2 separate regions of the Mus musculus genome follow, and region 2 is linked to region 1. A link is a loop called in an ENCODE intact Hi-C map of the cell type or tissue named here. Cell type or tissue: heart. All regions are shown on one strand. Each heading gives the region's core, and the rest is flanking DNA. Links, peaks and the distances in the headings are about the cores only. Region 1 holds the start of Rab14 (RAB14, member RAS oncogene family). Region 2 holds the start of Stom (stomatin).

What was found. Hi-C counts contacts between places; a loop is a spot of excess contacts. Peaks named below come from ENCODE experiments on the same cell type or tissue, not always from the same donor. Only the 100,000 strongest peaks of a DNase experiment are listed, where the experiment ranks them.
Region 2: a loop joins it to region 1, with 2.6 times the contacts of the local background. A loop is called at or near these places in 5 of 42 quality-filtered maps.

The regions. Positions count from the first base shown.
Region 1 is chr2:35,197,926-35,206,262 of GRCm38, forward strand. Rab14 (RAB14, member RAS oncogene family) reads right to left here and starts at 3,195. Exons shown (of 8, transcript NM_026697.4): 1 at 2,835-3,195. In heart, for the core only: a CTCF peak has its summit at 3,292; a DNase peak (open chromatin) is centred at 3,146; H3K4me3 peaks cover 3,114 bases; H3K27ac peaks cover 2,073 bases.
Region 2 is chr2:35,331,892-35,340,228 of GRCm38, forward strand. It overlaps Stom (stomatin), which reads right to left and starts at 5,118. Exons shown (of 7, transcript NM_013515.2): 1 at 4,968-5,118. The coding sequence starts at 5,028. In heart, for the core only: no CTCF peak of the experiment used is centred there; DNase peaks (open chromatin) are centred at 5,210, 5,840 and 6,980; H3K4me3 peaks cover 1,877 bases; H3K27ac peaks cover 2,203 bases.

The DNA of each region.
Region 1 (8,337 bases), core at 252-8,251:
TGGAGACCAGACTACTTTTGTGATTAAACACCAACAACATAAAAATACCCCACATCTACTAATCACAAACAATGTTGAAAGGTTTTAACAATAATCAAAAAGGGAGTAACATTGTCTCTACCTTCATGGAACTCAAGAATGGGTGCATCCTTGCTTAGAGGCCCCTGAACTGGAATTCTATGCCACATGTTAGTCAGGTGGACAGGAAACTTCTATAATTAATCGAATAATCAATCTAATCCAAATGGTCAATTTTCTTTCCATAATAGAAATACAACCTTGGAAAATAACCTGCCCATTTCTGAAACCAACTTTTCATAACTCACTTAAGATTACACTTTTGTGTAAATTAATGTAATAAAAAATTTAAAATACCAGACTGCTTAACAATGTCCACAGAGAAAGACAAAACCTTCCCACTAATGATAGTGTGCTATGAATAAGAAATGAAGTACTCCCAAATCTGTTTTCTGATTTCCATAAAAGTATTTAACAACAACAACAACAAAACAATGGTACCTGCACTTGAAAGAATTAGTAAAAGCTTACTAATGACTTGTCTCAGACCCAGGTGAGTTTGGTAGGAGCAGTGTAGAGATAGACCAAGACTGTTCACTGCAGACACTGATCAGTAATACAGTATTAATGCTCACTATACTGATGCTTTATTTTGCAAACTTTAAAAAGTTTGAAATATAGTATAACTTAATATTAATAATAATTTGTCTCCTGCATACTTTTAAAATACTTGTGTATGACTGTATGTGTGCACATGTGGCACACATGTAGATATTAGAGAGAATAACTAGCATGAATCCTTTCTCTCCTCCTTCTGGGTGGGTTCCAGAATCTAAGTCTGGTTGTCAGCGTGGCAGCAAAAGACTTTACCTACTGAGCCATCTTGCCAGGCCCACATTGCTAACGTTTTTAATGTCATAAACACCTCGAGAGCTATAGTTTGAACATTTTTATCTTACAAGTCTTGCTAAGAGTATGCAAATAAGACCTATAAAACCTGGCTGCAAGAAATTTTCAAGCTCTGTTGCAAAGCTTAAGTTTACAAATATACAATTTAACATGAAAAATATAAAGCAAATTTTTTTAAAAAGCCTTAATTCCAAGGAATTTTCAATAGCAATTATAATCTAAGGTTTTTACACCTTTACAATAACTCCACTTACTGAGCCCCTAATATAAACTAGCTACTTTATAAACAATTTCTAACCCTAAAAATTCATTTTACAAGTTAGGAAACCGGGTCAGAAGTGATTTACTGATGGTTATATACTACTAAATGGGCAGGTAAGATTAAGCCAGAGTCTACTTCGACAGTACTTGTCCAACAGATATTAAACACCCATTATATGGCTAGCAAAACTACAGGCAACTTGCATGTCAAACCTGAGCTTTCTTTAATTCTAGTTAATCCTTAAAATGACCCTGAAATGTGGGCACAATTTATAAGGACACTGAGTCTGGGAGGTTAGCTAACTTGGTTAGGATCAATTCAGTAACTAACATGTAGGTATGGTTTGGGCGATTTTACTTGACCATGCACGAAAGCGTGTAGGCTAAGGTTTTGTGCCTTGGGTTCTGCCATTTCCTAGTTACACTGAATTCCCGAGATAATCGCCTGCTGCAGGGAAGGGAAAAGAGGAAGCTGCATTATTAATGGGTCAAATTTGTACTCAACAATCACATTTACATAAAAGGTAATTGAAACAACATGTCATGACCAGTAAACTTTCCAAGAATTTCCATACTTGGCTGTGCAGCCACCAAGAACATAGCTTTCTTCACAAATACGGAGGACATGCTACCACCACCTCTCCTCCAAGGAGCATTTGCCAGAGTAGCAGCTGACATGATAGATTTTGGGTCTTATCAGTTCTCACCCAGTGTGAATGGAGAGAAAATGGAATTCAGTTGTCTCCTCTCTGAACCGATCCAGTATTGTGTATCTCAGCCCTCGTGGAATGTACTGTAGTACAAAACATACCAGCCAGGATAGGGAGAAGCCATCATTTGTGTTCCATCATTACTCAGCTACAGGACAACTTCTGGCTTCGGTCCGTCCCTCGCCCCTTATTAAAAAAATGCGGAAAACTCTCAAAAGGCACTCGAAGCAAGCAAGCTATGTGTGAAGACACCTAAACCCGTGTCTGGCACACACTGGAGTTTTAGCGTTCCCGTTCCATCGTCTTTTCTCAAATTCTCGAGATGCCCAAACTTTTTCCCTTCGTTCTTTCTAGATGCTGTCTAGGTTCCAACCAGTGCAGGCTGGCCAGGGACTTTACAGGGATTCGGAGAACCTCGCGCACAGTCCCACACGCCCAATCCTCAGCCGGGACGACAGAGCGGTGGCTTACAAGGACACGGGAGCCAGCCCGAGACGCCGAAGCGCTGCCTTTTGTTGAGGCCCTGTAGGGTGGGACTGCCACGGCTGGGGGCTCGTGGGTGGCAGGCCGGCGCGCCACGCGTGGGGCAACACTGCGGGGGTGTTCTACAGCCGCGGGCAAAGGCGGCGAGACTCGGGCCTGCGGAGGCCGCGGCTGTGCCCCGCAGGTCGGACGGATGAGGTGGGAACACACCCTCCCTGCACGCCTCGGAGCCCGGCTGCGGGCAGGGAGCGCGAGCCGCCCGGGACGGCGCGGGCGACAGCTCGCCCCGCGGAGTCCTGTCAGGCCGGCGCCCTCCGCCGACCCCCGGGCTGGCCGCGGCCTGCGGGGCCCAGCCCGGGACGCCGCCCGCCTACCTCTCGGCTCGCCTCCGCCCCTTGGAAGGGCCGGGCTGGGAGGCTGGCTCCGGCGGCCCCTGCGGAAGGCCTTGGTTACCTGGGGGGTTGCTGGTGGCTGGGCAGCTTTCCGGACGGGAGGGGGACGTCAGGACGAGGAAGCGGAGGGCGGACGCGGCGGGAGGGAGGCCGGAATCCGTCAGCCGAGGCCCTGGCAGGTAGGCGGGCTGGCCGGAGGTTGCAGACACTCGGGTGGCAGTCGCGGTGGCGGCGGCGGCTGCTCCTGCGGCTCCCTCAGGATCTTCCTCGGGCTGGCCCAAGATGGCGGCGCTCCCTGCACAGGGTTTCCTGTCACCCTCGCAATGGGCCGGACCACAAAAGAAGGGGGGAGGATGCGCGCGCAGCCAGCGGAGCCCGGAAGAGGGTGGTGGAGACTAACCTGACGGCCACGCCCCTTCGTCAGTTCGCCCCTCCGGAGTAGACCCGCCTCGGCCTCGGCCCGCCCCCACTGGTCCTCACGCCTGAAGGAGGCGGGGAAAGGAGCCTGCGCAAGCGTAGTCGTGTGCCACGCCTCCCGGCGGAGTTACTGCGCAGGTTCGCACGCTGTTTTCTAAGGGTTGACAGTGTCTGTCCAGAATTGTCGCCGTTAGAGACCTAACTATTTTTAATACGCGTAACTGCTTATCACTGGGCCGCCTCTGTATACCGGCTTCTGGAACACACACGTATTTACTGCATTTATTCAACATTTACAGACCAATTGGAGACTAGTAGGAACAAGGCTGGCCAACACCCAGAGACGCTTCTCGTGCCATCAGAGGCAAAAGGGTGGTTCACATTGACCAACCCATTTGTATAATCATGTAGCTAGGAGGTGGCCCTTTCTTGTGTTTCATCTTTGTCTAGCTTAACCTTGCTTTGCGGACACCAGCAACAGGAAGAGGGAAACTTGACATTTTTACTCCCACCTTCCCAAGACACTTCCCACTCCCACCTTCCCAAGACACCTTGGTGAAAGCAACAGTTTCACTTTCTTGGTCTTTCGTCTTTTTGCCTTGTAGAACCTGGATGTGGATTTACTTATCTTACATTTACGTTTATCTTACATTTCCTTTTTTTATCTTATTATTTATTTGACATTTACGTTATTTATCTTACATTTACGTTTAATTTATATTTTACAATTACATTGCCACAAGGATGGATATGTTAATAACGCAAAGCAAAGCAATTTTTTTTTTCAGCATAGAAGTTGACCTTTTTTCTCCTGATTTTTTTTGAGGAGTGGAGTGGGGTTCAATACAGGATTTCAGTATGTACTTCTGGTTCCCCTGGAACTCACTATGTGAATCAGGGTGGCCTCTAACTTGCAGAGATTTGCCAGTCTCTGTATTCCCGTGTTATGGTTAAAGACATGCACCATCACACCCAGGTTTCCCCCCATGATTTTAAAGGATTTGGTACATATCTTGTGTGTCTCTGAAGGGACTATGGACTGTAACCATTATCCCTACCATGCCTAGTGGATAAAATGGCCCTTTCCAGAACCCCCAAAGAAAAGTCGCAATTCTAAGCGTTTAAAACCTTTCGTTGTAAACTGGTTCTGCCTTAGGAAAGTGAGATGTCATTAGAAAAATACATAGCAGTTTGAAAATCTCTTGTTTTGATAAATACATGATACAGACAACAGTTTTATACATGTCATTTACTTTCTCAGGTCCTCAGACTTTTCTCCAAAGTAAGGATGTGATATCTAATTCCTATCTTTCTTGTTAAAATTAAATAGACAATGCATACAAAATTCCTGGCATATAATACCTTGAATGGGGACTATTATTATTTGATAAGCATAAGGTACTCTCTTCCAGTCCTGGAGGTCAGTGGTTTAATTCATTGTGGTGGTTTAAATAAGAATGGGCCCCATATGACATATATAAGATAGAAATTGGTGCCATGGACTGGGGTGTTGTGTGACAGTCATGACCATTCCATTTGTTGGAGGAATATGGAAACAACTGGGACTTTGGACTAGAAAAAGCATTGGAGATTTTAAGTGGGGCTTAATATGCCATCCTGGTAGGAACATGGAAGACAGTGCCGAGGGCAATTTGAATAGGAACCTACTCAAGATATTTCAGAGGGGAATAATGAGTGGCCTAGAGGCCATCCTTGTGATATTTTGACAAAGAATATGGCCACTTTGTCCTAAAAATTCCTGGAGGATAAATTGAAGAATTAATGAATTAATGGCCTTGGAAGAGGAGATTTCAAGATAGCCTAGTGTTGACTGTGTCACTAGTGGTCACTTTTATTTAGATCTACAATGAAAAGAAGCAAGTTGGGCAGAGAGAAATACAGAATGCACAGTTATAGCACTAGAAAGTATAATGGAGCTAAGAGTCTTGGGCTCTGGAAAAAGTTTAAAAGAAAAGCCTGATGCTAAATGGAATAAAGGCAGTGGTGGCCTCAGGGGAGGACCCCACTCAACTAAGCTGCCAGTTTGTCAAAAGGGATTAAGGAAATTTTTAAGCAATTAAAGAAACCATAGAAAGCAGAAAGGTGGTGAAAATGTATTTGAACAAGGGGCCATGTTCCAGCCCCAGCAAAGAGAAGATCATGGCAGCTTCAGGCACATGGTTCTGACTTTAGAGTCAAGGATACCAGATATGGACTGTGGAATCTCTCTCCATGGCTAAGGAAAGCCACTGAAGCCAGGAATGAGTCAGCGTTGTCCTCTACATGGAGATCTAGAAAGACCACTGCATGGATCTGTGAAGGTGAAGCCTGGATTGCCTTGGAGACCCCAAGATGTTTGCGATGCCAGAGTTGTAGGAGAGCTGACAAGGAAAGCTGCCGACTAAATGTGGAACCATCCCAAGAAAGAAGTCTGTTTCAGCCAACAAAGCTAAAGGGGGTTGGAGATGTGGAGAGCGCTTTGATATCACACATCTGATGCAGAATTTAGAGTTTGCCCTGCTGATTTTCAGTCTTGCTTTGGTCCAGTATGTCTTCACTATGCTTCCTTTTCTCTTCTGGGAATGGTATCTTCTGTGCCATCGTATATTGGAAGTATGTGACCTGCTTTTTATTTTTGATTTTTCAGGAGATTACAGTTAAGAGATGGCCATCAGTCTCAGTAGAGACTTTGGACTTTTAAACAGTGTTGATACTGTTATATACTACAGGGACTTTTGAAATTGGACTGAATGTATTTTTGCATTATGACATGGCTACAAACCTATGGGGGCAGGGAGTGAAAAGTAGTGGTTTGAGTAAGAATGGCTCCCACAGGCTCATAGATTTGAATGCTGAGTCACCAGGGAGTGAACTGTTTAAAGGGATTAAGAGCTGTGGCCCTGTTGGAACCTTGTGGAAGAAGTGTGTCACTCACTAGGGGTGCATTTTGAGATTTCAAAATGTTAGCCCAGTCCCCCACCCCTCTCTGTGCCTAAGGAGTGAGATGCAGCTCTCAGGTACTGCTCTCACACATGCCTAGATGCCACCATATTCCCTGCCGTGATGATAATAGACTAAGCCTCTAAAACTGTAAGGAAACCTCAATTAAATGCTTCCTTTTCTACAAGTTGCCTTGGTCCTGAGGTCTCTTCACAGCAACTGGCAATGACTAAGACATTTATACATTTTTTTATACTTATGTACATATTTTGACATTTTTTAAATCAAGGAAATTTCTAGGCAGTTGTAGAACACTTGTATGTACCAGGATGTGAATTCCTTCTTAAACATGGCAAAGAATAAAAATTTTTTTTTTGCTTTGATACTGTCTTGGTAACTAAAGGAGAAAACTGAGCATCAGTTGTCACTGTTTGCTCAGGGATGAATTTGTACCTAACCAGAAAGTTTCTGTCTGTTTGTTACCTGAAGTGAAACCTTCTGGTGTTACTGAACAATTATTACACACCAAGAACTATCCAAAAGTCATTTTCTTACCTAGTTTCTATAAGCCTTTTTAATTTTTAATTGTAAGTGTATGAATGATTTGCCTGTATGCCTATGCACCGTGCGCATGCCTGGTGTCCACAGAAGTAAGAGGCACCAGACTCCCTGGAATGGTTGGAGTTATAGATGGTTACAAGCCACTATGTACATTCTGGGAATGGAATAGGTCTTCTGCAAGAATACATGCTCTTAACCTTTGAGCCATCTCTCTGGTCCCATTCTAAGACAACTCTATGAATTCATCACTGTATCCATCCATTTTACAGATGAAAAGGAGTAATGTCATATAGGCCTAAAGGTAAAAGTTGTCCTATAGGTAAAAATTGGCAGTGCTGAGTCAGGAGCCTGGCAGGACAGGACTCCAGAGTTCCTGCTCTGAGCTCTACCCTGCTACTCTTCCTTAGCTGCACTTGGAGATCTGGACTGCAGCTTACTGGATCATTTTGAAGTAGTATTGAACAGAAACATTGTTGCAAATGAAGACTGCCACTCATGCTAAGCAAGGAAATTATAAAGTTATTATATAGTTATAATCATTAATCATTATAAAGTTATTTCTGTAACCGATCCTAGAATTTCTAAAGTTAAGCCCAATGTAACTGAATGCTGTATCATTAAGAGCTGTCTTGCTGAACATCTGTCAGCACTTCCAGCTAACTCTATTAAAACACTGTTTGTATGTTGGAAGATATACACACAATATTTATAGGGGCACTGTAATAGCAAAGGACTAGAGACGAAAATAGATAGCTGTTACAGTAACTTACAGCACATCCGCATTGTAGAATATTATGCAGCTCTTTAAAAAGGTGACTCACTTATGTAATAGACATCGGGAAGCATCTTTTCTGTTGTCTTTGAACTCCTCCTGTGGCCAACCTAAAAACAAAAGTCTCCAAAGAGTCCATATTTTACATGCAAAGGGCCATGAGTGGCTGGAACTATGGACCTTCTAGCAAGGGATTTGAACACCTATTATTCAAGGTGTGGATCTTGTTCCAGGAAGCTCCCACCTCCACTCCACTGCTTTTCAATCCTTTCCCCCATTCATAGATGCTACGCACAGACACATACCCTCAGCACTACTCAGTGGAAAGATGGGCTGGAGAGATGACAGGGACATCGGTCTCCATGGAAAATGCAGTGGGGAGGGGCTCTCCTTCCACTCTCTGCATAGAGTCTCATATCCCCTTCTAGAGTTGAGAGGAGCTCTAATTCATCAAGGAAGACCAAGTATGCCTGTAGCAAGGGGAGACTGGATATCAGTTCAGGCAGCAGATTTAACTGATCCATTCTGCCCAATTGCTGCCTGCACTGGTGGAGGGAGGGAGTCAGCCTAGCAGGGGCTTGTGGAGGGGGAGAGCAAAGTATGGAGGGAGAACAATTTAAACTGCTTTCAGCTCTCCTCCCTCACTTCCCAGTCCCTCAATGGGGTGTTATCAGAAAGCTGAGGCCAAAACACTGGGACCGGCAGTCATCTGGACAATACAGCAGCTACTCGGGGGTCACCAGCTCCCAGGGGAGGCATTGCGGACCCCCTCAGTACTGAATCATTGCCATGACCACCTGGTCTTGTCTCACTGTTCTTTATGTACTTTATATATTTTCTTTTCTAAAAAAAATATTATTTTATTCTTTATCTT
Region 2 (8,337 bases), core at 303-8,302, 130 kb after region 1:
GCAGTGACCACTATTACCAATACAACTATAAGGCAATTAATAAATAGCTTATAAGGTGTCTTAGTTAGGGTACTACTGCTGTGAAGAGGCACCATGACCACAGCAACTCCTATAAAGGAAAATATTTAATTGGGGCAAGATTACAGTTCAGAAGTTTAGTCTATTATCCTCATGGTGATGGTATCCAGGCAGACATGGTTGCTAGAGTTCTACATCTTGATCCAAAGGAAGCAGAAAAAGACTGTCCTGAGCTTCTGAGACCTCAAATCCCCCCACCCCGAGTGACAGATTCCTCCAACAAGGCCACAGTTCCTAACTGCCACTCCCTATGGGTCAAGCCTTCAAACACTGAGCCTATTCACACCACCACATAAGGAATAAGTGGTTTTATTGGGTAAACTGTCTTCTGGGACCTGCATGCCATGGAGAAAATATCAAGGCTAACAATGTGTTTGGGGATTCCATCTCAGGGGGGGAGAACAGATCACACGTGGGGCAGTAAAGAGTTGTGAACTCTGTCAGGGAATCCGTCACTCTCGTCTTTCCCACTTTCTCCTGAACGTGAACTGAATGGGAAGTGGGTATATCCCTGCAAGTCTAGTCATCTTTAATCTTTTCATTCTTTCTTTTCTCTATGAAGTAATATCATAAAAAAACCTCAACATTTCAAAAGAAGATTCACATATATCTGTGGGGGTCTCTGAGATCCCAGGGCCAGCAGAGTGTTGATGTGTGAGAGATAAGAAGACAGTTTGGTTAACACAACTCAGTAGTCAGTGTTGGCTCAAACTTTGAGAGTCTGACCCCAAGTAGTTTATTTTAGGCATATTCAACCACAGCACAATTTGCTGAAAAAAATTTTCTGATGCTAGTGAACTCAATCCTGTGTGCACAGTAAAGCTTAAGCCATGCTACATGGAAACTCTCTGTGAAGTACACGTGACATCTTCCATAAAGATGGGGTCAGTCAATTGACTGAGAAAAATAAGCTCATGATGGCGGTCTGTGGGAGGACCTGGCGTGGCCTTGGCCATAAAGATAGGACAAAGTTCACCAAGCTTTGACCTATTTCTTCTCTCAGCGTTCTGGGCAGAAAACATCCCCCTCTCTGCAGAGCCAACCCTATGTGTTTAACATTCCTGGTTCCCTGGTGCTTATCTGTGAGCACAAAGCCCTCTGTACCTCCTACACAGATCTTATTGGGAGATAGGGCAGTAAGGTTATGCCTACAATTGACTGACTCTGGAAGTCCGGGAACTTGCCTAAGTGACCCAGGTAGTGAGTGATGGTACTGAGCCCACAACCCAGGCTTTCCATTCTAATGCCACTCACTTCCCTGGACCATGCTACCTTCCCTCAGTGGGCATCCTTTTTATTGTCTCATAATTGAAGGCATTTTCTTGGTTATATCTCCAAGGTTCCATCTACTAAAATATCAAACACAAGCTTGAGGTCCAGGTTTCTTTGGTAGTCCCAGAGTGTAGGCAGAGACAGAAAAGAAAAAGGAGGTGCAAGTGTGTTACAGAGAACTGAGGCACACTTGTATCCTCTAGATTCTCTAACTTCTCTCGGGTTTCATAAGGTACACTATCTTTCCTTGCCAATTATAGTTCCTTTATTGTTAATACACACCTGAATAAGCAGACTTAAGAATACATAAGGAAAAGAATTGCCACATCCTAAAAATCAAAAAACAATAAACTATCAACGTTTAACAAGATGATTTACTCCCATTTCCCTTTTCTTTCAGCAAACATTTATTCATCTGCTATATGCCTCATACTGAGCTGCTCTCTGTGTAGCTCTGGCTATTCTGGAACTCACTCTGTAGACCAGGCTAGCCTTGAACTCACAGAGATCCACCTGCCTCTGCCTCCCAAATGCTGAGGTTAAAGACATAGGCCACAACCACCTGGCTCACCCTGAGTTCTTACAATGAGGCAAAAAAGGAAAGGGTAACAGATGGGTCCAACTGACAGTTACATTACACAATAGTCAAGACACAAGTATATGCAGGATTCTAGGCAGATACTGCTATGTGCTCATAACAGTTTACAGGAAATTGCCTGCCTGTGCCCTCTTTAAAACTCATTACCTAGTTTAGTCACCTCTGAATCACTTTATCAACATTTTACATTTTTAAAAGCAGGCCAGATAGTTATTCACTCTGTCTTTTACAGTGTAAAGCATATGCTATTCAGTGACACTGAAATCTATTTCATCACAAACTGTATAAACAATAGCTTCTGCAGTCTTAGTCTTCCGTTTGAGTTCATTTATCACCACTGGTGGTTTAATCAGGTCAATTATTGAAGAAGTTAAAGTCCCACCATTCTGATCAACTGTAGCAACTGAAATAAACATATCAGTCCCATGGTTCTGCTTCTTTCCAAGGGATCCTCCCCAGGGATCTATCTTGTTGACAAGGCTCTTCTTTACAACAACACTTTCCTCTGCCATCCACCTGCACTATTGTCCACTGCTCTAGCTTAACTTCCTTGGTTGGTCCTAGCTTTGGCCATGTTTATCTACGGGGGACCACTTCTCCACAAAGACACAAAGAGGCAGAGTTGGCACTGTGTAATTGCATGCTTCCATCAGAAGCAGTCCTCTGGAGTGGCTTTCTCTGGGAGGTCCTGAGTCACACTGATCCTTTAGGCTCCCTTTGTTTACTCCCTCTTACCCTCAGTGAAGTCCTGAGGCTGGACCAGACCCTCTATTGTGGTACCTCCTTTATGGATCGCTGCAGGACTGGGAACATCCCTCGGGAAGTCAGAGCCTGGGTTGGAAACCTGGTTCTCAATTTTTTAGGCTGTCTGAAATTTTATCACTCTGACTCAGTTTCTTTACTGAAAGACAGAGAATAAAGACATTTCCTTGTCCCAGGATTGCAATTAGATGTTTGGCAAAATGACGCACATTTAAAAAGTTCTGTTTAGTATGTTATAGTAATAGATTTCTTCCTAGTGTTAAATCTCTGAGGCTTACCAGTGAGAAAACAAAGATTAAAAGGTGGGCAGGTGAGCTACCCCAGCCCACAAAGGTGCTTGCTGTAGCATGGATGGCCTGAAGTTGATCCCTGGATCACACTTGTTGGAAGGAAAAAGCTCAAAAGTTGTCTTCTGATCTCTCCACAAGATGGACACACACACACACACACACACACACACACACACACACACAGTAAAAGCAAAGCTTTTTAAATAAAAAAGTGACAAAGCCAAGCAAAATTTCAATTGTATAATACTTGAGAAAAAGCCCAATCATTTTCACTAACTCAAGATTTCTGTCTAAAACAGCCAAGTGTAGAACCAAGAAAAGGGGTCTAGAACCAAAACTCAAATTGGTCTGTGAGCAAGAAAAATATAATGATCTTTAGGAATAGAGATTGAGTTCATTCCTAGGGCAGGGCTCCAAATCCACTTCCCACAGGGGGGTCCTAGGGTGGGGCTCCAAATCCAACCCCACTTCGGTGGTCTGAGTACAGGTGAAGGAGACCGCCAACACACCCACACTTTGATCTAAAGCCAGAGACCAGCACTGAAGAGGCAGACTTGGCACTTTTCTCCTGTTCACATTTTAGAATTACATTTGAATTTTAAGCCTTTGTGACTAAGTCACTAAGTATCAGTTGTGAGGACTCAATAAGATCACATTATAAAACACTTAGGGTAGTGCTTAGCCTATTAAGGGTCAGTTTTGCTATGGCTCTCTTTAATTTTGCTATGCTCCCAGTTGGGGGAAGGGTTAAAGTATGGAGAATGATACACACACAGGCTTTTCTGCATAATCCCGAGGATGGAATCCTGTAGGTTTCCTATTACAACACTCTGGAGCCATCTGAGATCCTCAAGATTCGCCTGAGAAAGAGTTAAAGATGCTTCTGGGCAGGGGGATGGGCGTTAGATGGGAGGCCAGGTTGGCTTTGCAAATAATCCGAATGGATGACAGCTGTCTCCGCAGGATGATGGAAAAGCCCACTCAGCCTCCTAAATCTCTTCCACCGTGTCATTCTCCCTGAAATTCCATCTTTAGAAATAATTCCTTTAGATTAGTAAAGCTCCCAGGAGGATAGCAGGACTCCTGCGAGGTTTATTTTCTCTTACTGGGCATCTCCTGACCCCAAGGAGTTATACAATTTAAAGGCTCAAGGAGGTAGTTCGCTCAAGGGCTCTAATTTTTTTATAGAAGATAGCCTGAGGGCCTGCTAACAGTTCTTGCCTTCAAAACTAGGAAGGCTCCAGAAGAGTGGTGAGCTATTTACCTGGAAGGAGAGATCTCTAAGACAAAAGTGGACACAGTATGGGACAGACAATGGAACTGGAAGGAAAGCCAGGGAGACCTCCTTTCTTCTGCCTATACCGCCTACTGTGTCATAGGTTGAAGCCTAGCCCTTTACTAGGAAATTGATTAGTTTCCCGAAGCTGGGGACGGCAGGAAGAGGGTGGGAGTTCTTCCCTGGTTCAGAGGACTGTGGATCACGTAGGGATTGCTGAAGGCTACTTGTTGGGACTGCTTGCTTCCCCTCCCAGGCGCTGGGGCAGAAAAGAAACAAGAATGAGCAGAGGAGGCTGAAGCTGCAGAAGAGGCGCCTCTACCACTCCTGGCTGCCAGGGTCTGTCCTGGTCTGCGTGCACCGCCCGAGATAAAGAAGCGCTGGTGATAGGCACCTGGCATCTAGGACCCAAAGGATAAGCCAGTTCTTGCCTGCTAGGGTGCCGAGCAATGGATACACGCCCCTGCCGCGCGAGTGCGCCCTCTTGACTGCCATGCAGGCTGCACCCCAGCACCCCCAAATCATCATGTATCAGCCCGAGAACCCAGGAATGAAGAAGACGACGGCTCTGCGAAGCGCACACAGTGCAGTGGAGGCACGCCGGCGGTCTGCGGGGGTTCTCACTGCAGGCGGTGGGTCTCGGGACCCAGAGGGGGGCTTGAAGAGGCTGTGCGGGGGACGAGAGACTCACCTCTGAAGGACTCAGGGATCCGCTGAGACTGGACATGGCTGGACTGCCGTTTGTCAGACATAGTGCTGGAGTCAGAGTCGCTCAAAAACTCGTCAGTTCCCAAAGCCGGAGCTTTACTGAGAGCCGTTAGCAACGAAGGGGCTCAAGCTCTGGTGCAGTCCCGCCCCCAGCTGGCGGCCCGCCCAATAGGTGCCCGGGAATGGAGGAGAAGACACGCCTCTCCCGCCCTCAGAGTGCGTGACCGGAGGGGGCGTGGCCTGAAGGGGGTGTTGGCAGGCAGATACTAGGAGGGTAAGACAGTGAGGCCAGAATGCTTAAGGCCCTGCCAGAGTCTCGCTCCAGCTTCCAGTGGGTTGATCCGAGGAGAAGCTGTGAGAACAGGGCGGGGCTGAGGAGCGGTGCAAGGCATCCTGTGATTCCAGGCATTAGTGAGGGGGAAGGCGTCCTCTTGTAGTGGGGGTCTTGCAGATTGAGGGGCGTGCTGAGGGTGCTGAGTATAGCCTGGTACATCGGGTAGGCAGTGAGAGGAAGGAGTTCGCGTCAATGCTCTTGCCCCAAAGAAGACCAATTTCCAGGCGGTACATTACTTTTTTCAGACAAAATTAACTTACGGAGCGCTTGGCCTCTAGCAGGCGAGGGCCTCCCAGTTGATGCAGTGGGCAGAGGTGGACACAGTGCCAGCCCTCGTGAAGTTTGTATTATACCACAAACAAACAAGCTAAGGGTGTTTCGAAAGCAACAGCACGGAGCCCATTTGATTAATCAAAACCGAAAGGCTTCTTTCTATAAATAAGGATGTGGCCCGTGAAAAATGTCCCCTGAAAGAGCCAACCTTGGAATGGGGGCAGACTTATTCATGAGAGGTGAAAGGTCGGGCCTGGATTCTAAAATTACATTTTACAGTGTCCAGGCTCTGGAGGAAGCACTTGCCAGAACCCTCCCAGTCTCAAGTTGCCTCCCTTGCAGTTTGTAACTGAAAACCTCATGTTTGAAAAATCACTGCTGGTTTTTTTTTTTGTTTGTTTGTTTTTGTTTTTGTTTTTCTCCCTGGACTGTCCCAATGCAAACTGTTCAGGGAAATATTAAGGTACACAAAATAAACTTTTAAAAGGCATTTTATTTTGAATAAACATAGAATCACAGAAAGCTGAAAAGACATTATAGTGGTCACAAGGACCCTCTATTCATGTTACTCCTATAGTTAAATCTGTTTTATGTGCAGTCTCAAAATAGGAAATTGGCCCTGACAGAATAAGTATTCAAATATGCCATTTTATCACATGTATATACATTCTTATAAACACAGTTATAAAGATACAGAGCTAGTTCATCACTGCTGAGAGCTCCCTCTTGGAAACATTCTCTCTCTCTCTCTCTCTCTCTCTCTCTCTCTCTCTCTCTCTGACACACACACACACACACACACAGTATTTGCTGTGTAATTCCAGATGCCTTGTGGTGGTTCCCTCTCATGAAATGCTGTCCCTTGACTTTATAGCTCTGGAACACTGATATTGTCCAGAAGAAAGCAGGAAAGTGACAGTGGGAAGGATCAAGTCGACCTTTGCTTGAGGGTGAAGGTTCTAGAATTTTAAGCTTTGTGATTCAGCTTTCTCAAATTGACTTCCCATAAAATAGGTCAAATATTTATAGTCCTGGGGATGATGTCCCAACTCATGTAATCACATGGTTAGCCTTTTATCGATAAGCTGCTCGTAGAGAAGGCGGGGGCTATGGTAGCTTAATGGTCTGTTCTCTCGGAATCTTCCTTGACAAAGTCCACAGCTTCATTTTCCCCATTCTGCCATAAATAAACCCCAGGGTGTGAACTTCCTGTATATGCTGTGGCTCTCGGGGAAGCAGTGCAAATAGGAAATTAATCCTTGCTTATTGTAATAAAGTATTTATGTTTCACTGTTCTTTTACTAGAAAGGAAAACGGTGTTTCCAAGTGTATTTGTCTGTGCTGCTCGTGCTCCTGAACTGAACTCTCAAGACAATCTCAGCCAGCGTCATTTGTGAGCCGCTGCCCTTTGGGACAGAGGGTTTGCAAAACATTTGCTGGCACCCACTCCAGATTGCATCAGTTCCAGCATTAATTCTGGGCCCCAGATGAAGAACAAACTGTAGGGAATAGATGAGAGTTTCCAATTCTGAGTTAAATATTTCGACTTTCACTTGCCCATAGTACTGTCAAATTTTGACTTTCACACACATTCTCTGTAAATGTTTGGGCTAAATATTCTTTAAAAAATAATTTTAGGAGGCGCAGTAGTTAAGAGTACTTCCTGTTCTCTCAGAGGACCTGGGTTCAGTTCCCAGCACCCACAGCGGGCAGTTTACAATCACCTGGATCATCCACTCCACAGATTCACTTGCTTTCTTCAGGCCTCTGTGAAAGCCAGGCACACATGGTATGCGCTTAAGTGCATGCAGGTAATACACGCGCGTGTGCACACACACACACACACATACACACACACATACACACACACACATACACACACACACACACACACACCTCCTTTTGAATTTTCAAGAAGTTAGAATTTTTTAAAAGAGGACTGGAGAGATGGCTTGCTCCCTAATCATAAAGAGAAGTTTGGATCCCAGTGGTACTGTGGACCTCTGAAGCAGAGGGAAAGACAGTTGGAAGGGAGATAGATGTTCATAGACAGAAGCAGGCGATCAAATTACTACACCAAAAGAGGCACACAAGCACTGTAAGTCCCATAGAACACGAGTGTCATCAAAAAGATAATACTTGAACCCACATAAAAACCTCTGAGCGTCAGTGGTTCTCGGCTCTGGAGCCTCTGGAGTCTGAGGTAAGTTTTTGTTTCACGCTGAGCCATTTCCCTGTCTTTTTAATTCCTTAATAACAGAGAAAAAGAATCTATCTGCTATCTGGTGTCACTAACGCCCATACAATGAGTCTGGCATCTGGCTCTGAGAAATCTGATCTCCATGCACACAAAGGTCCACACCCTTGCGCATACACGCACTCCTATACTCATGCGGACAGATTGTTTTTAAAAAGTGGAGTTCCGGGTCAGTAGAAAGGAAATTTGCCTGCAGTTTTATCACCATTAATCAAACGATCATAAGGATTTTTAGAGGTTATATGAGTGTTTTGCTTTCCATGCATGTCTGTATCCCACTGTAGAGTTCAGGAGAAGATGCGATGTTTGGGAACTGGAGTTATAGATGGTTATAAACCAGCATGTGAACCATAAACACCTTTAACTGCTGAGCCATCTCTTCAGATCCTTTCATAATTTTGATGAAAATTTTATATTTTGGGTTGTGAGCCTAGCCATTAACAGCTGAGCCATCTCTCCAGCACTCGGGAGGCAGAGGCAGGCAGATTT